Linked DNA regions of Homo sapiens: all the other regions are linked to region 1. Evidence: chromatin loops called from intact Hi-C (ENCODE). Cell type or tissue: B cell. All regions are shown on one strand. Region 1 holds the start of TRL-CAG2-1 (tRNA-Leu (anticodon CAG) 2-1). Region 2 overlaps ADGRG1 (adhesion G protein-coupled receptor G1). Region 3 overlaps NLRC5 (NLR family CARD domain containing 5). Region 4 holds the start of CIAPIN1 (cytokine induced apoptosis inhibitor 1).

Evidence for each region. A loop is a pair of places that touch in the nucleus more often than their neighbours do. Peaks named below come from ENCODE experiments on the same cell type or tissue, not always from the same donor. Only the 100,000 strongest peaks of a DNase experiment are listed, where the experiment ranks them.
Region 2: a loop joins it to region 1, with 33 times the contacts of the local background. A loop is called at or near these places in 6 of 110 quality-filtered maps.
Region 3: a loop joins it to region 1, with 5 times the contacts of the local background. A loop is called at or near these places in 41 of 110 quality-filtered maps.
Region 4: it touches region 1 in a loop (11-fold over the local background); 12 of 110 quality-filtered maps call a loop at or near these places.

Annotation. Positions count from the first base shown.
Region 1 is chr16:57,298,223-57,303,222 of GRCh38, forward strand. TRL-CAG2-1 (tRNA-Leu (anticodon CAG) 2-1) reads left to right here and starts at 1,729; the gene lies at 1,729-1,811. TRL-CAG2-2 (tRNA-Leu (anticodon CAG) 2-2) reads right to left here and starts at 2,340; the gene lies at 2,258-2,340. RefSeq lists enhancers at 1,453-1,582, 1,993-2,052 and silencers at 1,703-1,912, 2,203-2,372. In B cell, CTCF peaks have their summits at 1,467, 2,534 and 2,733; DNase peaks (open chromatin) are centred at 1,749 and 2,449; H3K4me3 peaks cover 1,744 bases; H3K27ac peaks cover 1,411 bases.
Region 2 is chr16:57,646,806-57,651,805 of GRCh38, forward strand. ADGRG1 (adhesion G protein-coupled receptor G1) reads left to right here. Exons shown (of 14, transcript NM_201525.4): 2 at 3,448-3,546; 3 at 4,395-4,817. The coding sequence starts at 3,483. Among named protein-coding and RNA genes, the nearest start is that of ADGRG3, 19 kb to the right of the region's middle. RefSeq lists a silencer at 4,399-4,799. In B cell, CTCF peaks have their summits at 2,420 (motif pointing left) and 2,619; DNase peaks (open chromatin) are centred at 1,566 and 2,406; H3K27ac peaks cover 1,206 bases.
Region 3 is chr16:57,082,054-57,087,053 of GRCh38, forward strand. It overlaps NLRC5 (NLR family CARD domain containing 5), which reads left to right. Exons shown (of 49, transcript NM_001384950.1): 49 at 364-1,467. The coding sequence ends at 475. Among named protein-coding and RNA genes, the nearest start is that of CPNE2, 8.0 kb to the right of the region's middle. RefSeq lists an enhancer at 2,480-2,609. In B cell, CTCF peaks have their summits at 2,355 (motif pointing right) and 2,564; a DNase peak (open chromatin) is centred at 2,378.
Region 4 is chr16:57,445,257-57,450,256 of GRCh38, forward strand. It overlaps CIAPIN1 (cytokine induced apoptosis inhibitor 1), which reads right to left and starts at 2,129. Exons shown (of 9, transcript NM_020313.4): 1 at 2,086-2,129. It overlaps COQ9 (coenzyme Q9), which reads left to right and starts at 2,223. Exons shown (of 9, transcript NM_020312.4): 1 at 2,223-2,322. The coding sequence starts at 2,250. RefSeq lists an enhancer at 2,041-2,335. In B cell, no CTCF peak of the experiment used is centred here; a DNase peak (open chromatin) is centred at 2,195; H3K4me3 peaks cover 1,805 bases; H3K27ac peaks cover 1,664 bases.

The sequences.
Region 1 (5,000 bases):
GTGATGAGGGGGGAGGTGAACTCAGAGCAGTTTTGGGGAGACTGAACAGCGAAGTGGTGGGGAAAGTTGGTTTCAGACCAAAGATATTATAGAAAATTACCCCTGGATGGAATCTTCCAAATCAAATTGTGCTTTAGGGCACTGGTAGAATAATGAGTCTCCTCATCATATCCTAATCTCTGGAACCTGTGGCTCTGTTACTTTAAATGGTTAAAAGAGAGTTTGCAGCTGTGGTTAAATTAAGGCTTTGGGCCGGGCGCATTGGCTCACACCTGTAATCCCAGCACTTTGGGAGGCGGGTGGATCACTTGAGGTCATGAGTTCAAGACCAGTCTGGTCAACATGGCGAAACCCCGTCTCTACTAAAAATACAAAAATTAGCCAGGCATGGTGGTGTGTGCCTGTAGTCCCAGCTACTCAGGAGGCTGAGGATGAGGCAGGAGAATTGCTTGAACCCAGGATTCGGAGGTTGCAGTGAGCCGAGTTCGTGCCACTGCACTCCAGCCTGGGCAACAGAGTGAGACTACTTCTCAAAATAATAACAATAATAATAATAATGGATTTGGAGATGGGGTGATGACCCTGGGTTATCAGACAGGCCCAGTGTAATCACAAGGGTTGTTATAAAGAGGTTAGGCAGGAGGGTCAGAGTCAGAGAAGGTGATGTGAAGACAGAGCAAAGTTTGGAGTGGTGTGGACTGAGGAGCCAAAGAATGTGGGTGGTCTCCAGCAGCTGGAAGAGGAAAGGCAATGGATTCTCCCTTCTGGCCTCCAGACGGAATGTAACCCTGTGACCCATTTTAGACTTATGACCTCCAGAACTGTAAGATAAATAAATGGGATGGTTTTAAGCCACCAAATTTGTAGTTATGTGTTACAGCAGCAATAGAAACTCTTGAATCTCCTTGGCAGCATTTCCACCAAGTGACCATCGATCCTCGTCTTGAATGCCTCCAGCGACAGGGATATCACTACCAATACAGTCACCCTGTTTCCTTTCCAGCAAACTCTTTCTTCTCCCAAACCCATCCTCTGTAACTATTCACCCACTGCACCCCCACCTCGGGCCCCAGTTCTTGGAGCAAAAAGGACAGGCAGACACAATCCCAACCCCTTGTATATCAGGCTTTTGTAGACAGATAATAATTCTCTTCCCCAAGCTTAACAATCTCCAACTTTTTCCCTTGATCAGCTTATTAGAAAGGTCTAAAAGCCAACTCTTTCTGAATGAGGCCCTAGGTAATCATTTGCAGAGTGGGATCTCCCAACCCAAGGCCTCCCGTCCTGAGGAGCGGATGACAAAAACCTTATAGAGCGTCCTCCTTCCAACAATAATTCTCCAAACCCCGCCCCCTACTCCGCCAGTGCCCCATTCACAGCCCGAAACATCCGACCGGTATTAGTAATAGTTCATAATACCACCACTTGAGGCTCAGAGCCTGGGCAGGCAGCTAGAATTTAGCAACGTTATTTCGTTTTCATTGTGTTTATTTCTGTTGATGGTAAGGGAAACTGATTTTCCATTTAAATTATCTGTGTATTCAGTTGAAAGCGCCAGTTTGACCACAGCAGTGAGTCTCGCTGCACCGGATGGGTTTGGTTGTGGATAACCTAAGCTGCAGGCCGGACTCGGAACTGCCCGGGACACCGCCTCTGGGTTCTGAGTCCCGAGCGTCGTTGAAGCATGAGAGGAACTACATCAGACCCCAAAATAGTCTCTCCTAGGAAGTCAGGATGGCCGAGCGGTCTAAGGCGCTGCGTTCAGGTCGCAGTCTCCCCTGGAGGCGTGGGTTCGAATCCCACTTCTGACAAGCGCTCTTTTCCGGTATTTCAGAAGAGAAATCTTCGACGACCGCACACCAAGAGAGGCCCTCAAACACAGAGGACCGTACGTTTTACACACAATCCAAAGTCTAAATGAATGTCTGTGGGGAAGAAAAAGTCTGACAGGACGTGGTCGTGTGATTCTGAACTCCCAACTTCGGAGGAGGTTGAGGCGGGAGGATGTCGCCACCACACTCCAGCTTAGGCGACAGAGCGAGATTCTTTTTTAAAAAAGAAAATGCTCGTTAATAAGAAAATACTCGTTTTGTAAAACAATTAAGATTATGCGAACATATACGCACAAGACATCATAACCTCATTGATCTGTAAAAGAATAAAAAAAGATTATAAGAACATATACACAGAACACATACACACAAGACATCATAACCTCACTGATCTGCGGTGTTGATGAGGAAAAGTAATTGAGCTCTGTCAGAAGTGGGATTCGAACCCACGCCTCCAGGGGAGACTGCGACCTGAACGCAGCGCCTTAGACCGCTCGGCCATCCTGACTGCTTGCAGTGTGTGGCGCATAAAGCCTCTTCACAAGTTCTGCAATATGCGCATGCGTAGTGGGCAGCGAAGACCCACTCCTAGTTGTCCGCCCGGCGTTGGGTGGAGCGAGATACACTCACTTGCTCCAATGGGCGTGGAGAGATGGGACAAGGAAGGTCAGCGCGATGCACCTAGGCGACGCCAGAGGGTGCGCAAGGCCTACTAGAGAAGGCCGAGACCGAAGACTGTTACTTCAATACACATGCATTCGTGCCTCCAGCCTGTATTCATTCTGCATTCATACATGTACTATCATGTCAGCTTTGATTCCTGAAATCTGCAAGCAACCTTGCATTTCCCTTGTGCACAATGCAATCAAGTCCGTATACCTGCACTGATTCGCAGACATTTCCGTGGGCTGGCGCCCAATCTAGGTAAAGCCCAGGTATTGCAAGGCCGCCTGGCACTCTTACCGCGCTCTCCTTCCGAATACTCGCCCCAGCTGCAGCTTCACATTTGTATATGTGTTATAATTCATTTACTCAGGCTCCGGGATAGAACGAGGCCTGCAGCTGCACAGCCAGACCCGCCCTATTCCTATGTCCCCAGTGCCCAAACCGTACCCGGCACACAGTAGGTACGCAGGGAAGATCCCATGGATTCATTCTTCCCTCGCTTCCTCCTTCCTGCATCCCCTCATTTCGTGACTCATCTCTCTTTTCCTGGCCCCCGCGGCATCTTCCTCTCTTCCCTTCCACCCCCTCTAGGCTTACGCACGCCGCGCACAGGCTGTTTCCAGGGACCAGAAGACCTCGGTACCGAGAGGGTGCCCTTCTCCAGAAGGATTTCTAGGATCTCAGGGGGCTGGGCCGCTGACCTGGTGTGTAACAATTACACATTAATTAATGAATTCCCTCATTAATGACTCATATTCCTACAATGGCAGCTGCTGCCCCTCTCTGTACACAGGCACTAGAAGAGAGGGTCCAAGACCCTCGAACATCTCTGAGCCAACTTTGGAGTCCAGGGGTCAGGCCTAGAAGGTGTGAGCAGTGGGGTCACATTAACCTCTTAGTGCCCTCGGACTTGTCTGAGATGGTATCACAGAGCGGCCTCGGCCAGAGAACAGCAGCACTTACCACCCTTGGATTAGATTCCCTTGAGATGCTTGGAGCTTGGGATGCAGCCCCATGGGGGTGGGCAGAGGTCCTGGTTATCTGAAAGACAATGAAATCCTCCTCTTTCCCTGTCCCAAATGTCCTCTCCTCATTGACTGCCAGAATTCTTTCCTTTAGGTTTAGCACTAAACTCTTTTGTGTCCTCTTCTAAAATACAAATTGCCCTGGAAGCTGGAAAGAAAGTCAACAAACATTTATTAAGCACTTGCTATGTGCCACTCTTCTAGATGCTGTGAACAAAACAGAATTTCCACTCTCAAGATACATTCAGGCATGGAGCGAAGGGAGAAGGATAAGAAACAGGTGGACAAATACATCCAGGTGTTGTTAAATGCTGGGTAGAGGATGCATCAAGAAACTCATGAAAGACTTTAAAACAGGCAAAAAAGATAGCTGGATCTGATTCTATAAGGGCTTGCACCTTTCATTACTTTTATGTCCAAATAATTCTTGTCCACAGAAATACAGGTGAATTTTGTTAGGGTAGAATGCAATTGATCATTGCCCTGTGGATATTGACCAATTTTGCAATCTGCTTATAAATTCATTTCAGCATTCCTGATTGCCAATATATGTGTGTCTTTGAATTCTCTTTTGAATTGGCTATAACATTGAACAGGTCCTCCCATTAATTAATGACTAAAATAAAATCTTTGACGTGTTCATTTTATATTTATATGAGAATTATGATTTTATCTTAAAAATTATCCTTTTGGCCAGGCGAGGTGACTCATGCCTGTAATCCCAGCACTTTGGGAGGCTGAGGTGGGCAGATCACAAGGTCAGAAGTTCAAGACCAGCCTCGACAACATGGTGAAACCCCGTCTCTACTAAAAATACAAAAATTAGCCAGGCGTCATGGCACTTGCCTGTAATCCCAGCTACTAAGGAGGCTGAGGAAGGAGAATTGCTTGAACCCGAGAGGCAGAGGTTGCAGTGAGCTGAGATCACACCATTGCACTCCAGCCTGGGTAACAGAGTGAGACTCCATCTCAAAAAAAAAAAAATACCCTTTTAACAGTGATCAAGAGTGATTGGGGCTCTCCTAGGCAGGGTGGTTAGGGAGGGCCTCTGTGAGGAGCTGACACTGAGTTCAAAAGGAGAAACACAAGCAAGATCAAAGCTGCAGGTGGCAGCATTTCAGATAAAAGACATAGCCAGTGCAAAGGCTCTGAGGCAGAGAGAAATATAGTCTGTTGGAGGGACAGCAAGGCCAGTGTGGCAGGGGTAAGGTGATGGGAAGGTTCAGGCCATATCACACAGGGCTGGAGTGCCAGGGAAAGGAGTTTGGATTTTCTTCTGTGATGGAGTAACTGCTGTGTTTTTGTTTGTTGTTGTTGTTGTTTTGACACAGGGTCCAGCCCTGTGGCCCAGGTTGGAGTCCAGTGGCACAATCTTGGCTTACTGCAGACAATCTCCTGGTCTCAAGCAATCCCTGCCTCAGCCTCCCAAGTATTTGGGACTACAGGTGTGCACCACCACACTTGGCTAATTTTTATA
Region 2 (5,000 bases), 350 kb after region 1:
TTCTGAGGGTTTGGTGTGATAACGTGGATGTCACCACTAACATTATCATTGCGGGGGTGTTGCTAGAATGCCCCCTGCTCAGCCACTCCCTCTGGCTCTGTGTGAGCAGAGGCAGGGCCCTTGCCTGTGGGGCCGTGGTTGGTACTGAGCGCCTGATGGCTGAGGCCCTGTAGCGCTGGGGATCTGCGGCTCCAGAGGCAGAGACAGGTCAGGTCCCAGGGGTCTGTGCGGAGACTCATGCTACATCCCTGGCGCCTGGGTGGGTGGGTGGGCAGGTGGCAGGTGTGTGTGCGTGGGGCAGACCTGGAGGGGTGGCATAGGCAGGGATGAAGGAGGGGCGCTAAGTGGACAAGCGTGACAGTGTCCCCCTGCCCAATCTGTGTGGCAACTTTCTTGTCCCCAGCCCAGCTCTCCTGTCCCAACGGGCTTCTGGAGGAGGGAAGTTTTCTGGGTGGGGTTTAACCTTCCATTGCACTCTCCCGGAAAGGAAGCTTCATGCTCTAAGAATTTCCCCTCAAGGTGCTCTGGTGGGTGAGCTGGTTGCTGGGGGCCGTACGGGAAGAGGGGGAAACAGGGAGGAGGGGCCTGTGACAGGCCCAGGGGGCTGAGTTAGGGGCAGGCATGAGCTGTTTAGAAAGTACAGAGATACTTAGCTGAGACTGATGGCACCTGCCTCTAAGCCGTTTACAGGTATCAATTCATTTAATTCTCACAATGACCTTTGAGTGAGGTTGACTTCTTTATTCTTCTTTACTAGTGAGGAAAGCGAGGCCCAGAGAAGGTGAGTAACTAGCCCAAGGACACACAGCTAGTGAGGGAGTCAGGATTTGAACCCAGGCAGTCTGGCTCTAGAGTCTACCCCATGGGTTAAAGGAAGCCAGCCAGCCCCTCCCCTCAAGCCTCAAGCATGTTAATGGAGCCAGGGCTGTCCACCTTGGAGTAGTTGTTCAAACAGCTGAGGTGGAGTGGGGATGACTCAGGAAGTGGCAGGGACAGTTGGTCCCTTGTGTGTGTCTGGATTTCTTCCGTGGAACCCCATGTTGTCGCTTCACTTGTTTCCTTCCAATGATGGGGAGCTCTCTACCTGTACTCCCCTCCTTTACTCTCAAGGGCCAATCCAGGAGGGCTGAAGTGACACGGTGGTTCTGCTTTGTCCTTCAGCCATGCCTACTGACAGTGAAGGCTCACTTTGAAGGTCAGTAAGCCAGGGAGATGCATGGATTCTGGCCAGTTCCTTCCTTGCTTGCTATGTGACCTCAGGAGGTCACTGGCCCTCTTTGGGCCTTGGATCCAAATTCTCCAAATGATTTGTCAGCTTCGAGTTTACAGGTAGGGAGTGGTGGTAGCAGTGAGGGGCTGCTTGGAGGAAGTGGCATTTGAACTGACAATCAGAGGGGGACAGCAACAGAGACTGACAGGAAACAGAAGGAAAGAGGGGGTCCGGAAGGGACATGTCCCTGTCCCCGGATGTTGGGTTTCCTTCCAGTGGTCAGAGGTGGCAGGAGGCAGTTTCAAAAGGAATCAAAATGCTTACAAATCACAACCTGGGAAATGGTGCCCTTCCCTAAAACACTTTCACATCCTTCTTCTCAAAGGGCTCTGTGATGCCACCAGGGCAAGATGATGTGCCTATTTGACCTACGACTGAACTGACAAGGCCTGAGAAATTGGGGTTCCATTCCACATGGTGGGACGCAGGGAACTGGCTCTCAGTCGAAGGGGCCAGGTTTATTTGAGGGAGGACTGGCCCAGGAAGGAGACATTGAGCTCCTGCCTGGGACACCCCTTCTTTTAATGCTGCTCTCAATGATTTGGTTCAAAAGCCACCTCTTCCTGAAAGTCCTCCTTGGTTTCTCTTAAACTCAGACTCCACGTGTGTTCTCCGGCTTGTGGCCGATGACTGCCTCTGTCACTGTGGCCAGCTGCCGCGCCACGCAGGATGAGGTTCTGTCTGTGTCTGTGAGCACCCAGCTCTGCCACAGGGCCGGCTGGCCATAGGGAGGGCCAAGCCTTCTGGCAAGTCTACAAGTGCCAGGGCCACAGGTTCCCTGCCAGGCACTATAGTCCTGACCAGGCAGGGAAAGCCCCTGGCCTCGGGAGCATTTTTGGGCAAGTCATTTAACTCCATGGGCCTCAGGTTCTCCATCTGTGCAATGGGTCAACAGCAGTGCCCACTTCAGAGGGTTGGAGTGGGAATCAATGCAGATGCAGGGGTGGGATGGGTCAACACAGAGGCTGGCAGATAGTAGCCGCTCAGCTAATAGAGAGCTTAGGGGGTCAGATTTGCTCCATCCTTGCCAGGGCGGGGCAATACCGAGTCCTTGTCCCCAGCAGAAACCGTGGTCCCTTTGCTGTTCCAGATGCTCTGGACCCTGGGTACTGGCTCCCCCTGGCGGTCATGATAGGAAGCGCCCTTCCCCTCTGGCTCCTGTAGAGGGCGTCGCGGATGCATTGATCCTTTAGTTCCTTCACTGTCCATCCCCACAGCCTTTATCCAGCAACCTCTGTACAGCCAGGGCCTGCCCACAGAGATGGATCAGGTGCTCCCTGGCTGACCAAGGAGGAGGGAATGCACGTCTCCCACTACCTGGAGGAGGCTACTGGGGGTGGGGAGGGGCTTTGGCCAGTGGTGTGAACCAAAGGAGGCTGGGACTGACTCTGGAGGGAGTTGAGGAGGGCTTCCTGGAGGAGGTGTCCTCTGAGCTAGGTCTCAGGAATGATGATAGGGAGGTAGCTGGGGAGAACTCTGGGAGCCCCCTTTTTTCTGTGTTCCCTCCGGGCCTGGAGGGGCAAGGTGGTGACGGTTCCAGGTAGAACCCTCATGCCAGATTCTAGATAAGATAATCCCGTCACTCTGGGTTCAGGAGGGAGGTACTACGATTAGCCCGATTTTGAGTGACTTACACAAGGTCCTGCAGCGGGCAAAAGGTGGAACTGAGACTGGAACTCAGCTGGACTCTGGACAGCCACTCCCCCGCCTTTTTTTTTTTAAAGCAGGGTCTCACTCTGTCACCCAGGCTGGAGTGCAGTGGCGCAGTTATAGCTCACTGCAGCCTCGACCTCCTGGGCTCAAGTGATCCTTCCACCTCAGCCTCCCTAGTAGCTGGGACCACAGGCATACACCGCCATGCCTGGCTAATTTTGTTTATTTATTGTAGAGATAGGGTCTCACTGTGTTGCCCAGGCTGGTCTGAATTCCTGTGCTCAAGCGATCCTCCTTTCTCAGCCTCCCAAAGCGCTGGGATTACAGACATAAGTCACCACGCCTGGCCTCACTGCCTCTTGGGGAGCGGCCTCTGGCCGCTCTGGGGAGGTCCATGGGCTTTTTCCACACTTGCTTCCCCACCTCACCTCCCACATCCATGCCACACTGGCCTCCTCTTCTGCAGGGCCAGCCCAACCACCACACAGTCCACACTCCCAGCTAACACTCCTGGTCTCTTCCAGGTGGTGACTTCCAAGAGTGACTCCGTCGGAGGAAAATGACTCCCCAGTCGCTGCTGCAGACGACACTGTTCCTGCTGAGTCTGCTCTTCCTGGTCCAAGGCAGGTCTTCCCAGGGGTGCCCTGGGCTGTTGGAACTTACGTTAAAATGCCCCTGTGCCTAGGGTGGCTGCCAGCACACATGCTAACTCCTTTAGGCAGTTACAGCTCGGCTAGTGGAGGGTACCTTGGAGAAAAGCAAAAGACACTCCTTCCTTCTGGCAGGTGCAGCCCTGCAGTGCACAGCTTAGGGTATGGAATATGGATGGGGTACTGGCCCCACTCACCTCTGCAGCCAGAGCATTCTTGTGCAGTGTACCACCTGCACAACCGTCTATGTCAGCCATGGCCTCATTAAATACTTCATTGCTGTTAAAAATATGTTTTCCCCTTGAAATTACTATTCGTTTTCAGTTTCCTCTTTTTTTTTTTTTTTTTGAGACGGAGTCTTGCTCTGTCGCCCAGGCTGGAGTGCAGTGGCGGGATCTCGGCTCACTGCAAGCTCCGCCTCCCGGGTTCACGCCATTCTCCTGCCTCAGCCTCCCAAGTAGCTGGGACTACAGGCGCCCGCCACTATGCCCGGCTAATTTTTTGTATTTTTAGTAGAGACGGGGTTTCACCGTTTTAGCCGGGATGGTCTCGATCTCCTGACCTCGTGATCCGCCCGCCTCAGCCTCCCAAAGTGCTGGGATTACAGGCGTGAGCCACCGCGCCCGGCCTCAGTTTCCTCTTTTTATAGTTTGATGCTGATAAGTTTTGAGTGGGAAAGACTAACACATTTTTGTAGACCCTTGGAATGTGTGTGAATCTCAGGCTCCAGGTTCACATGTACTCAGCCTAGGTCCTGTCCCCTTCCATGCCTCTGGTCAGCCCCTGCCACGGGGTCCCATCTGCAGCCTCTGCCTCCTCAGGTGCCCACGGCAGGGGCCACAGGGAAGACTTTCGCTTCTGCAGCCAGCGGAACCAGACACACAGGAGCAGCCTCCACTACAAACCCACACCAGACCTGCGCATCTCCATCGAGAACTCCGAAGAGGCCCTCACAGTCCATGCCCCTTTCCCTGCAGCCCACCCTGCTTCCCGATCCTTCCCTGACCCCAGGGGCCTCTACCACTTCTGCCTCTACTGGAACCGACATGCTGGGAGATTACATCTTCTCTATGGCAAGCGTGACTTCTTGCTGAGTGACAAAGCCTCTAGCCTCCTCTGCTTCCAGCACCAGGAGGAGAGCCTGGCTCAGGGCCCCCCGCTGTTAGCCACTTCTGTCACCTCCTGGTGGAGCCCTCAGAACATCAGCCTGCCCAGTGCCGCCAGCTTCACCTTCTCCTTCCACAGTAAGGCAACTTCCAGGCGGAGGGAACAACTGGGCAGTGGTCTAGAGGCAGGGAAGGCAAAATGCAAAGTGGACTGGGCTCACAATATCAGATCATGAAGACTGGGCTTTGCTCACAGGCACTGGGGAGCCAGTGAAGGTGTCTGAGGAGGGGAGGAGTGTAATCCAAGTGCTAGGATTACAG
Region 3 (5,000 bases), 220 kb before region 1:
TTTCTAGCAGATGAGAGTAAAGTACCTTGTTCTACCAAAATCATATATTATGACAATTTCAGACAGATGGAAGTAAAACATCTTGAAGAAAGAGGGTCTTTTCCTTATTTGCACAAATGTGTCATATGAGTGTGGCCTTAGCTGGCATCACTATCTCCCAGGGAGGAAGGTTGAGTTGGAGGACTCAGGAGGCAGGTGTGGGGTACACCCTCTCCCTAGGTCAGCTATGCTGGTCTAACACCTGCCTCTGCCAGGTAACTCTAGGCACAGCTCTACCTTTTTGGGCCTCAGCCTCCCAATCTGCAGATACGACAGATGGCAAAGATGGGAGGATGAATGAGTGCCTATATCTGTGCCCCACAGCCTCTGGAATAACCCCATTCCCTGCGACATGGCCCAGCACCTGAAGAGCCAGGAGCCCAGGCTGGACTTTGCCTTCTTTGACAACCAGCCCCAGGCCCCTTGGGGTACTTGATGGCCCCCTCAAGACCTTTGGAATCCAGCCAAGTGATGCACCCAAATGATCCACCTTTCGCCCACTGGGATAATTGACTCAGGAAAGAAGAGCCTCGGCAGGGCGCTCTGCACTCCACCCAGGAGGAAGGATACGTGTGTCCTGCTGCAGTCCTCAGGGAGAACTTTTTTGGGAACCAGGAGCTGGGTCTGGACAAAGGAGTACCCTGCATTACGTGGGATATGTGTGATCAATTGGGGACATGCGACACACAATGAGGGTGTCATGACAATGCATGACACGTACGGTTATATGTGGCAGTGTGACCCCTTGACATGTGGCGTTACATGAAAGTCAGTGTGGCACGTGTTCTGTGGCATGGGTGCTGGCATCCCAAGTAGCAGGATACATGATTGTTGGTCTATATATGACACATGACAAATGTCCATGTCACAGGACTCATGGCTGGCCAGATGACCTCAGGCTGGCCCAAGATCTAATTTATTAATTTTTAAAGCAAATACATATTTATAGATTGTGTGTATGGAGCAGCTAAGTCAGGAAAAGTCTTCCGCCCGAGCTGGGAGGGGAGAGTGTCCATGCACTGACCAGTCCAGGGGCTCAAGGGCCAGGGCTCTGGAACAAGCCAGGGACTCAGCCATTAAGTCCCCTCCTGCCTCAATCCTCAGCCTACCCATCTATAAACTTGATGACTCCTCCCTTACTTACATACTAGCTTCCAAGGACAGGTGGAGGTAGGGCCAGCCTGGCGGGAGTGGAGAAGCCCAGTCTGTCCTATGTAAGGGACAAAGCCAGGTCTAATGGTACTGGGTAGGGGGCACTGCCAAGACAATAAGCTAGGCTACTGGGTCCAGCTACTACTTTGGTGGGATTCAGGTGAGTCTCCATGCACTTCACATGTTACCCAGTGTTCTTGTTACTTCCAAGGAGAACCAAGAATGGCTCTGTCACACTCGAAGCCAGGCTTGATCAATAAACACAATGGTATTCCACGTCTAGCGTGAATCCAATGTTTCCTCTTACCCCACTGAAGTCAGAGGTGGTTCACCCCCTGCCGTAAGGACTGGACAGCAGCGCAAACAACAGAGAGGTGTGCTGAGTGGAGCACTGGCCTGGGAGTCAGGAGACATGGGTTCCCAGCTCAGGACTTGTCTCTAGTCACGTGGCCATGGGCAAGTTACCTCCTCTCTCCAGACCTCGCCTGCAACGTGAGGGTGTTATAGAAGCTCAGCATGTTAGAAACATTTTTTGTTTGACTTGCATAACATTGAAACTACTTTCTGAATTCATTGTCAGTATTCAAAATTGGGAATTTTACATAAAAATTCAGATTCTGCTTGCTTTTAAGTGCTAATCCAGCACTCCCACTGAAGAGTCACATGACTGTGCCTTTTAGATGTGCACACATGCCTCAGCTTGCTGCAGTCCCCACCACTCCCCATTGTCTTGACACCCCACCTGACCCCACTTTTTGCTGCTCTTTGACCCTGGCCTAGAGAGTTTGCATGGGTATGTTGTACCAGAGGAACATGGCTTTGGAAGTCAGACAGGCATGGAATAGAATGTGACTTAACCCTTTGCTACCTGTCTTTGAGGTATGTGGGTTAGCAGCCACCCCCACAACACACAGACACACATTAAGACTGTTGGAGAGGTCAGGAAAGCAAGACGAGCAAAGTTACCGGCAAAAAAAACAAAAAACAAAAACGAGTTATCCTAGCTCTCCTCTCTTTTTATAGCCGAATATCATATGACGTGAAGAGATGCCCAAAATGACAGATCAGCATCCTGTCTCCCTCGTGTAGTTAAAACAAGTTGATCTTAGGGGGAGCCTCCCACCCCATTGTGAAAAACCAAGTCGGGAGGGTGGTGCAGTTACAGCTGAGCACCACTGGAGGGCAGGCTAGCCCACTGGCGATTCATGAGATAACTTCCTCCACTGTGGGACCCAGAAGGAAGTTAGGAGGCGATGCTGGGGCCTGTTCCCACCCGGCCTAGTAGCTTGGGATGTCCCAGCCTACCAGTGACATCACCTGGGTGGCTTGGCCTTGACCTTTGCAGCCCTCCAGGTTGTTCCTGGCCCCCTGCCAAGCATGAGGAGAAAGTCCTCCAGCCAAGTGCCAAGCACCCATACTTCACACAGGGCCACCCTTACCGGGCCAGGGTCAGGGCACACCTAGCACCAAATGGGCCCGTCAGCCTGCTCATGGGGGAAAAAGTAGGCAGGAAGAGGATCCAAGAAGTTTACCAGGCAACCCTGGGTCCGAAATTCTGTCTCCCTTTCCTGGGACATGATGCCGAGTTGACCTTGGCCTTCAGTGTGCCCAAGATCACCTTCACACTAGAGGGGTTGCATTGCCTCCTCTCCTTGCCCAAGAATGAAGGATGAATCCCTCAAAGCCTGGAAATAGCTTGGCAGGGGAGCCAAGGCCGAGGAAGGAGCAGAGGATACCAGCAGAGGCACCTGGCCATGGGGGACAGGGGACCCCGGAGCTCAAGGACACTATTTTCATTTGCTGCTTAGCCATTTTACTTCTCTCTTCGCCTTTTCCCCCCTTCATATCTGCCCAAATTCTACACTCCAAGAAACTTTCAGCAGCTTCCCTGAAATAAACCATAGTATTGCGGCACTGCAGAGCTGGCTGGGCCTACATCAAGTTGGTGTGAAATTGCCTTGTTCATTTTATTAAGAAACTTCCTCTCTTGCCACCTGCCTGCTTGGAGGCCTTAACCGTTTTTTGATTTTTCTTTTTCTTTTTCTTTTTTTTGAGACGGAGTCTTGCTCTGTCACCCAGGCTGGAGTGCAGTGCTGCAATTTGGGCTCACTGCAACCTCTGCCTCCCGGGTTCAAGCAATTCTCCTGCGTCAGCCTCCTGAGTAGCTGGGATTACAGATGTTCGCCACCACACCTGGCTAATTTTTGTATTTTTAGTAGAGACGGAGTTTCACTATGTTGGCCAGGCTGGTCTCAAACTCCTGACCTCAAGTGATCCACGTGCCTTGGCCTCCCAAAGTGCTGGGATTACAGGCATAAGCCACCATGCCCGGCCTGTTTTTCTATCCAGCACGGATGGAGTACAGCCTCCCTGCCCCCTTCCTCCCCAAAGTAGGCTCAGTTTAAATATATACATGAAAACAAATAAAATTCAAAGAAAAGCAAGGTTATGGGGTGGCAAGCAGTAAGATCCAATGGAAGCTCCCCGTCTCTGCATGTGAGCCATCGCACTGAGAATGCGATCAGGCTGGTAAGTACCCGCGTCTATCTGCAAGATGGGGAGAATCTCCTTTTACTACTTTGTCTCTTGGCCTCAGTCTTATAATTGTACAAATTGAACGTTCATCTTTCTTTTTTAGTTTTATTTATTATTATTATTTTATTTTTCCATAAGTTATTGGGATATAGGTGGTGTTTGGTTACATGAGTAAGTTCTTTAGTGGTGATTCATGAGATTTTGGTGCACCCAGCGCCCGAGCAGTATACACTGCACCATATTTGTAATCTTTTATCCCTCGCCCCTCTCCCACTCTTCCCCCGCAAGTCCCCAAAGTCCATTGTGTCTGAATGTCCATCTTTCTGATGGAAGTCACAGACTCCCCCTTCGCCTCCTTCACATGCCTCAGGTGCTGTCAAATTGCCTCCTCTATCCTTCCCCTAAACACACATCTGTCCAGCCAGTGGTTCCCAAGCTGTAAAACTGCAGTTACATAAATTGTAAGGGTGTCAGGATCCTGTCACCATGCAGATTCTGGTTCAGCAAGTCTGGGGCAGGATACCCAGACTTCTCCAGCCCTTCCAGACAGCCCCAGACACCTGGGATTCTGCATTTCTAAGAAGCCCCCAAGTGATGGCCATGTTGCTGGGCCATACTTAGCTTAGCAAGACTGTAGATGAGTGGATCGCAACCCTGACTGCACATTAGAGTCACCTGGGAAGCTTTTAAAAATCACTATTTTTAAAAGGAGTATTTGGGCTGAGTGCAGTGGCTCACGCTTATAATCCCAGCACTTTGGGAGGCTGAGGCAGGAGGATCACCTGAGCTCAGGAGTTTGAGACCAGCCTGGGCAAAATGGCGAAACCTCGTCTCTACAAAAAAACACAAAAATTAGCCGGGCGTGGTAGCATGCACCTGTAGTCCCAGCTACTCGGGGCGGGGGGTAGGGGTGGGGTGGGGTGCTGAAGTAGGAGGATCCCTTGAGTCTAGAAGGTGGAGGCTGCGGTGAGCCAAGATCATGCCACTGCACTCCAGCCTGGAGGACAGAGCAAGACCCTGTCTTGGGGGAAAAAAAGAGTATTTAGAAAGCTCCCTGAGTGATTCTAGTGTGCAGCCGCAGTGGAGACCCACTGGTCTGGAGTATGCCGTCTCTTGGAGAGGCTGGGCAAGCCTTTGCACCTGCACCTGCACCCCTTATTTTGTCCTGAGGATCCCATGACCCTCCCTCCCCAGAGAGGGACACTAACTCCAGAGACTTTTCCTAACTTTTCCAAAGGTACAAAGCTGGTAACTGGTGGCACCAGGAATCAAAC
Region 4 (5,000 bases), 150 kb after region 1:
CACACTTTGGGAGGCTGAAGCAAGTGGATCACCTGAGGTCAGGAGTTCAAGACCAGCCTGGCCAACATGGAGAAAACCCGTCTCTACTAAAAATACAAAGATTAGCTGGGCATGGTGGCGTGCACCTGTAATCCCAGCTACTTGGTAGACTGAGGTAGGCAGAATTGCTTGAACTCAGGAGGCGGACGTTGTAGTGGACCAAGATCTTGCCACTGCACTCCAGCCAGGGAGACAGAGTGAGACTCCATCTCAAAATAAAAAAAAATTAAATTAAAAACATAAAATTAACTAACTGAAGCTCTTGTGCACATACATGTCACTGCCTGGCCTCTGGGTGACCAGTACCAAGTGGGCCTAACCAGCCTGCTGTGCAATCCAAGTCAGCCATTGCCCCTCTCTGGGCCTCAGTTTCCCTGCCAGCTTTAGCAGAATGGTAGGAAGGCACAATTACAACCTGCAAATGAGACCTAAGAAACCTACTATGTGCCTGTCCCTACACGGGAGACAGACAAGAAGACACTTGTTCCCTGCCCTCAAGAGAACGCTCTGTCTAGACACTTAGACTAAGACCTTAGAGGTTTTTTTTTTTTTTTTTTTTTTTTTTTTTTTGGCAGAGTCTTGCTCTGTTGCCCAGGCTGGAGTGCAATGGCACAATCTTGGCTCACTGCAACCTCCGACTCCGGGGTTCAAGCGATTCTCCCGCCTCAGCCTCCCAAATAGCTGGGATTACAGGCACCCACCACCACACCCAGCTAATTTTTGTATTCTTTGTAGAGATGCGGTTTCGCCATGTTGCCCAGGCTGGTCTCGAACTCCTGAGCTCAAGTGATCCACACGCCGCAGCCTCCCAAAGTGCTGGGATTACAGGCATGAGCCTGGCCCAGAATTTTTTTTAAAAAGTGAGAATCAACAATGAAACAGGAACGTCTCCAGGCATTTGGCGTGTGTCAGGAATTAGGGTTTCAGAAAGGATACCCAAATGTTAGTTTCCACAGGAAAGGCTCATTCAAAGATGGATGGATAGAACTCAGAAACAAATCCTTATGGAGAGGAGTGTTTTACCTAAAACCAGAAATATGGATCTAAAATTTTAACCTTTGGGGTAAGTTTTGGCTTAGGAGGTCTTCCCCGCACCCGTGCAGGGGGGAGCCGGATATTCTGAAAAGACTAGATTTGACAAGGGGTGTGCAAAGCACAACTTTAACAGACACAATGATGGGGTCTGACTGCAAACACAAAATCGACAGAATCACATGCTCTTGTCGTCAGTTACTCTTAGCCCAAAAACCGTTTACTTCTTCCTACTAAGCCTTCTCTGATGACACCCCCGTGAAGTGCTCTGTTAGTGGCTAGACCGTGACCTCCTTGAGCCATCCAGAGCTTGGCACTCAGTAATGTCAGAATGAAGGGCACCAGCCTTTCCCGAACTTGCAGATCCTACAAATCACCCGAGGGAGTGGTTAAAATGAGATTCCTGGACCACACCCAGACCCACTCAATCAATCCTTCTGGACAAAGGCCTAGCTGTCTGTTCTAGTAACAAGCATCCTTCCGATCTGGATACTTAATTATATCAACTCAACACGCTGGGGGTTCGGACAAGTTGCAGGTTCGAAATTACAATCGTGAGCTCAGGTACCCCCCGACTCCAAGGCTTTCGTGCTTTGCTGCCAGGAACCCCCAGGGACCAAAACGTCACGGGGACTGAGGCCCAAGGTCACAACGATTGGCTACTGGTAGGACCGGGTCTCAGAACCAGGTCTCCCCGATCCCAAGCTCGGAGCCGTTTCTCCTCAGCGTGGTGTCCCCGGGGCCTCAGAGTAGGGCCGGCTGCGCAAGGGACGAGGCAGCCGGGGAACGGCAGAAATTCCCAGTCAGGACCCCAGGGAGGTTAGGGCCGGCCCTGGCCCCTCACACCGACTTCTCAGGAATAAACCAGCCGGGGCTTTCAGCGGGGCGGCCGTGGCTGCGTTCCCATCGAGGAACGGGGTGGGAAGAGAAAATGAGAGGATGTGGGAACGAGGGTGGGCCGGGAGGGGACAGTTGAGGGAGCTCTGGCGCTCAGCTGGCCCCCACCACTCTCACCTGCCGCCTGGGCTCGCTCCCGGCTTCTCTCCAGCCGTCGACTCCACGCCTTGCGCCTCTCGCGAGAGGAGGAGGCTCCACGGAGCGACGACTTCCGCCCTCCTTAGGGCCGTGGTCCCGTAGCTACCGGTCGCGTCGCCGTGGGCGACGTGCCCGCTTCCAAAATGGCGGCGGCGGCGGTATCTGGTGCGCTTGGCCGGGCGGGCTGGAGGCTCCTGCAGCTGCGATGCCTGCCCGGTGAGGGGGCTGCCAAGCCGGGGAGAGGCGGGGAGCGCGGAGGGGGCGCGAGGCCGGCTTCAGCTGGGTTCGACGGTGGGGGGAAGAGGCCGTTGGGGCGGCCCACGAGCAAGGTGAGGTGAAGGGCATCGGCGCGGGCTCGGGCGAGCCGCCTGGCTAGCTTCGGCCCTGCTCCGCTGTCTGTGAGGGGCAGATGCAGCGGGGCAGGGCCTGTCACCCCCATTTCATGGAGTTGGCAGAGCCTCAGAGAGGGCTCGGGGTACGAAAGTCACGCAGCCTGAGCCTGTTGGTTACAGAACTGGCAGTCGCAGACCCATTCTCAAGTCCATTGCCAAGTCCACTGGAAGGACAGGTGGACACGGCCACAGAGAGCCTAGTCCATTGTTTCCCGAAAGCCAGCCGTTTCCTCACCACTTCACGAATTCTGTGATACTCTCTTACCACCTTTGCCACTATGTACTCAGTATTTTTATTTTTAAATAGGAGTTCTTAAAGAGGAAACTTTATATCATTGTCATAAATGGAAAACTAATATCGCCTTCCTTAATTAGAACGTATGCATTAACACTTTAGCATACATACATAACTGATGAAACGTTCACCTGTATTTCACCTAAAATCTTCTCATGACCCTCAGTGGTACTACAGTCATACTTTGCATCTGCTCCTTCCTTTTCAAAGTTTTGCGGATATTTGTGCCGTATCTTTCAGTACATGTATTAAAATATTGATATTTTGGCACATACTATTCTGTTTCTTTTTTTTCTTTTTTTTTTTTTTCTGAGACAGGGTCTGGCTCCTCAGCCTCCCAAGGAGCTGGGACTACAAGTGCGTGCCACCCTACTTGGCTTAATTTTGTTGTTGAGACAGAGTCTCACTCTGTCACCCAGGCTGGAGTGCAGTGGTACAATCTCGGCTCACTGCAGCCTCTACCTCCTGGGTTCAAGTGATTCTCCTGCCTCAGCCTTCCTAGTAGCTGGGGTTGTGCCACCATGCCCAGCTAATTTTTTATTTTTAGTAGACGGGGTTTCACCATGTTGGCCAGGCTAGTCCAAAACTCCTGACCTCAAGTTATCTGCCTGCCTCAGCCTCCCAAAGTGTTGGGATTACAGGTATGAGCCACCGCCTAGCCCCCTTTTGTTGTATTTATACAAAATTCCAAACTAAAGATGTGTAGTAAAAGTAATGTCTATGACCCCGCAAATCCACCAAGAGAAATGAAGGTATGTGTCTACAAAAAAGTTAGTACAAGTATATTCATAGCAATTTTATTCATAGTAGCCAAACACAGAAACAGTCCAGTTGTCTAGCAACAGAATAGTATTTTTTTTATGGAATACTATTCTGCAATAAAAACTAAAAATCAGTCAAAGAGAAAGCTGGACACTAAAGTGATAAGGACCATTTTTAATCAGTAATAACTATTGCAATAGGGAAAAGAGTCTAGCATGAACGGAGCCCAACCTTGAGTTTAGAGCATGCAGAAGTCACTGGGTGTTTCAAAGAAAAAATGAGGGAGGAGGGAGGAAGGCAGGTGGGGACTCAGTAGAGTCAGGATAGTGAATAATTATAAATAAGATTGGTCTGCTAGCTGGCAGTTAACAAAGTTAGGATTCTGTTTTCCCACAGGGAGACAAGCCCTATCCTTCTTAAGTGTTAGCCTGAACAAACAGTAAAATTTTTTTTGACAGCCTTGAGTTTTCTCAGGCAGGCACTTTAAAGGGGGGTAGGGTTATCTTAAGGGATGTGGCCCTGAGTGATGCTTATGTTAGTGTGTGTTCAAGTCTTTATAGGCCAAGGTTGAGGCCTAGATAAGAAGAGGGCTCAGAGGAGCCTGGTTAGAGCCTGATCAAGGAGAGAATCTTTGCCAGATATACTGATAGGCATAAAAATATGGATCAATCTCAAAAATATACTAAGTGGTCCAGGTGTGGTGGCTCACACCTGTAATCCCAGCACTTTGGGAAGCTGAGGTGGGAGGGTTGCTTGAGCCGAGGAGTTCAAGACCATCTTGGGCAACATAGCAAGACTCTGTCTCTATTTAAACTTAAAATAAATAAATATATATATATACACACACATATATAGTCCTAAGTGAAAGAAGCTTTACTGAAACATGTACATATAGATGAAATCTTAGGACAGGCAAAACTAAGACAAGCAAAAACTAACCTAGAGTGAAAAATTCAGAACAGTATGAATGGGGAATGACTGAAAAGGCATAAGGGAACTTTCTGGGGTGACAGTAATGTTCTCTGTTTAGATTGGGTTTAGGTTGTGCAAGTGTATACATTTGTCAAAACTCATAGAATGGTACACTTAAGATTTATGCATTTCATTGTGTGTAAATGGCATCTGAATAACAAAACAGTGAACGTAGAAGTCTTTGATGCTAAAATGTTTAGAGGTGAATAATACTGATATCTGCAACAAATGCACTGAAAATCAAGATGGATGAATGAAGAACATGACAGATGTGTTGAACCTAGTGGCAGATATACAGGTGTTCATTCCATAATTCTTTCAATTTGCGTGTTTGAAAATTTTTATAATAGGCTGGGCATGATGGCTCACGCCTGTAATCCTAGCACTTTGGGAGGCCAAGACGGGCGATCACTTGAGGTCAGGAGTTTGAGACCAGCCTGGCCAACATGGCGAAACTCCGTCTCTACTAAAAA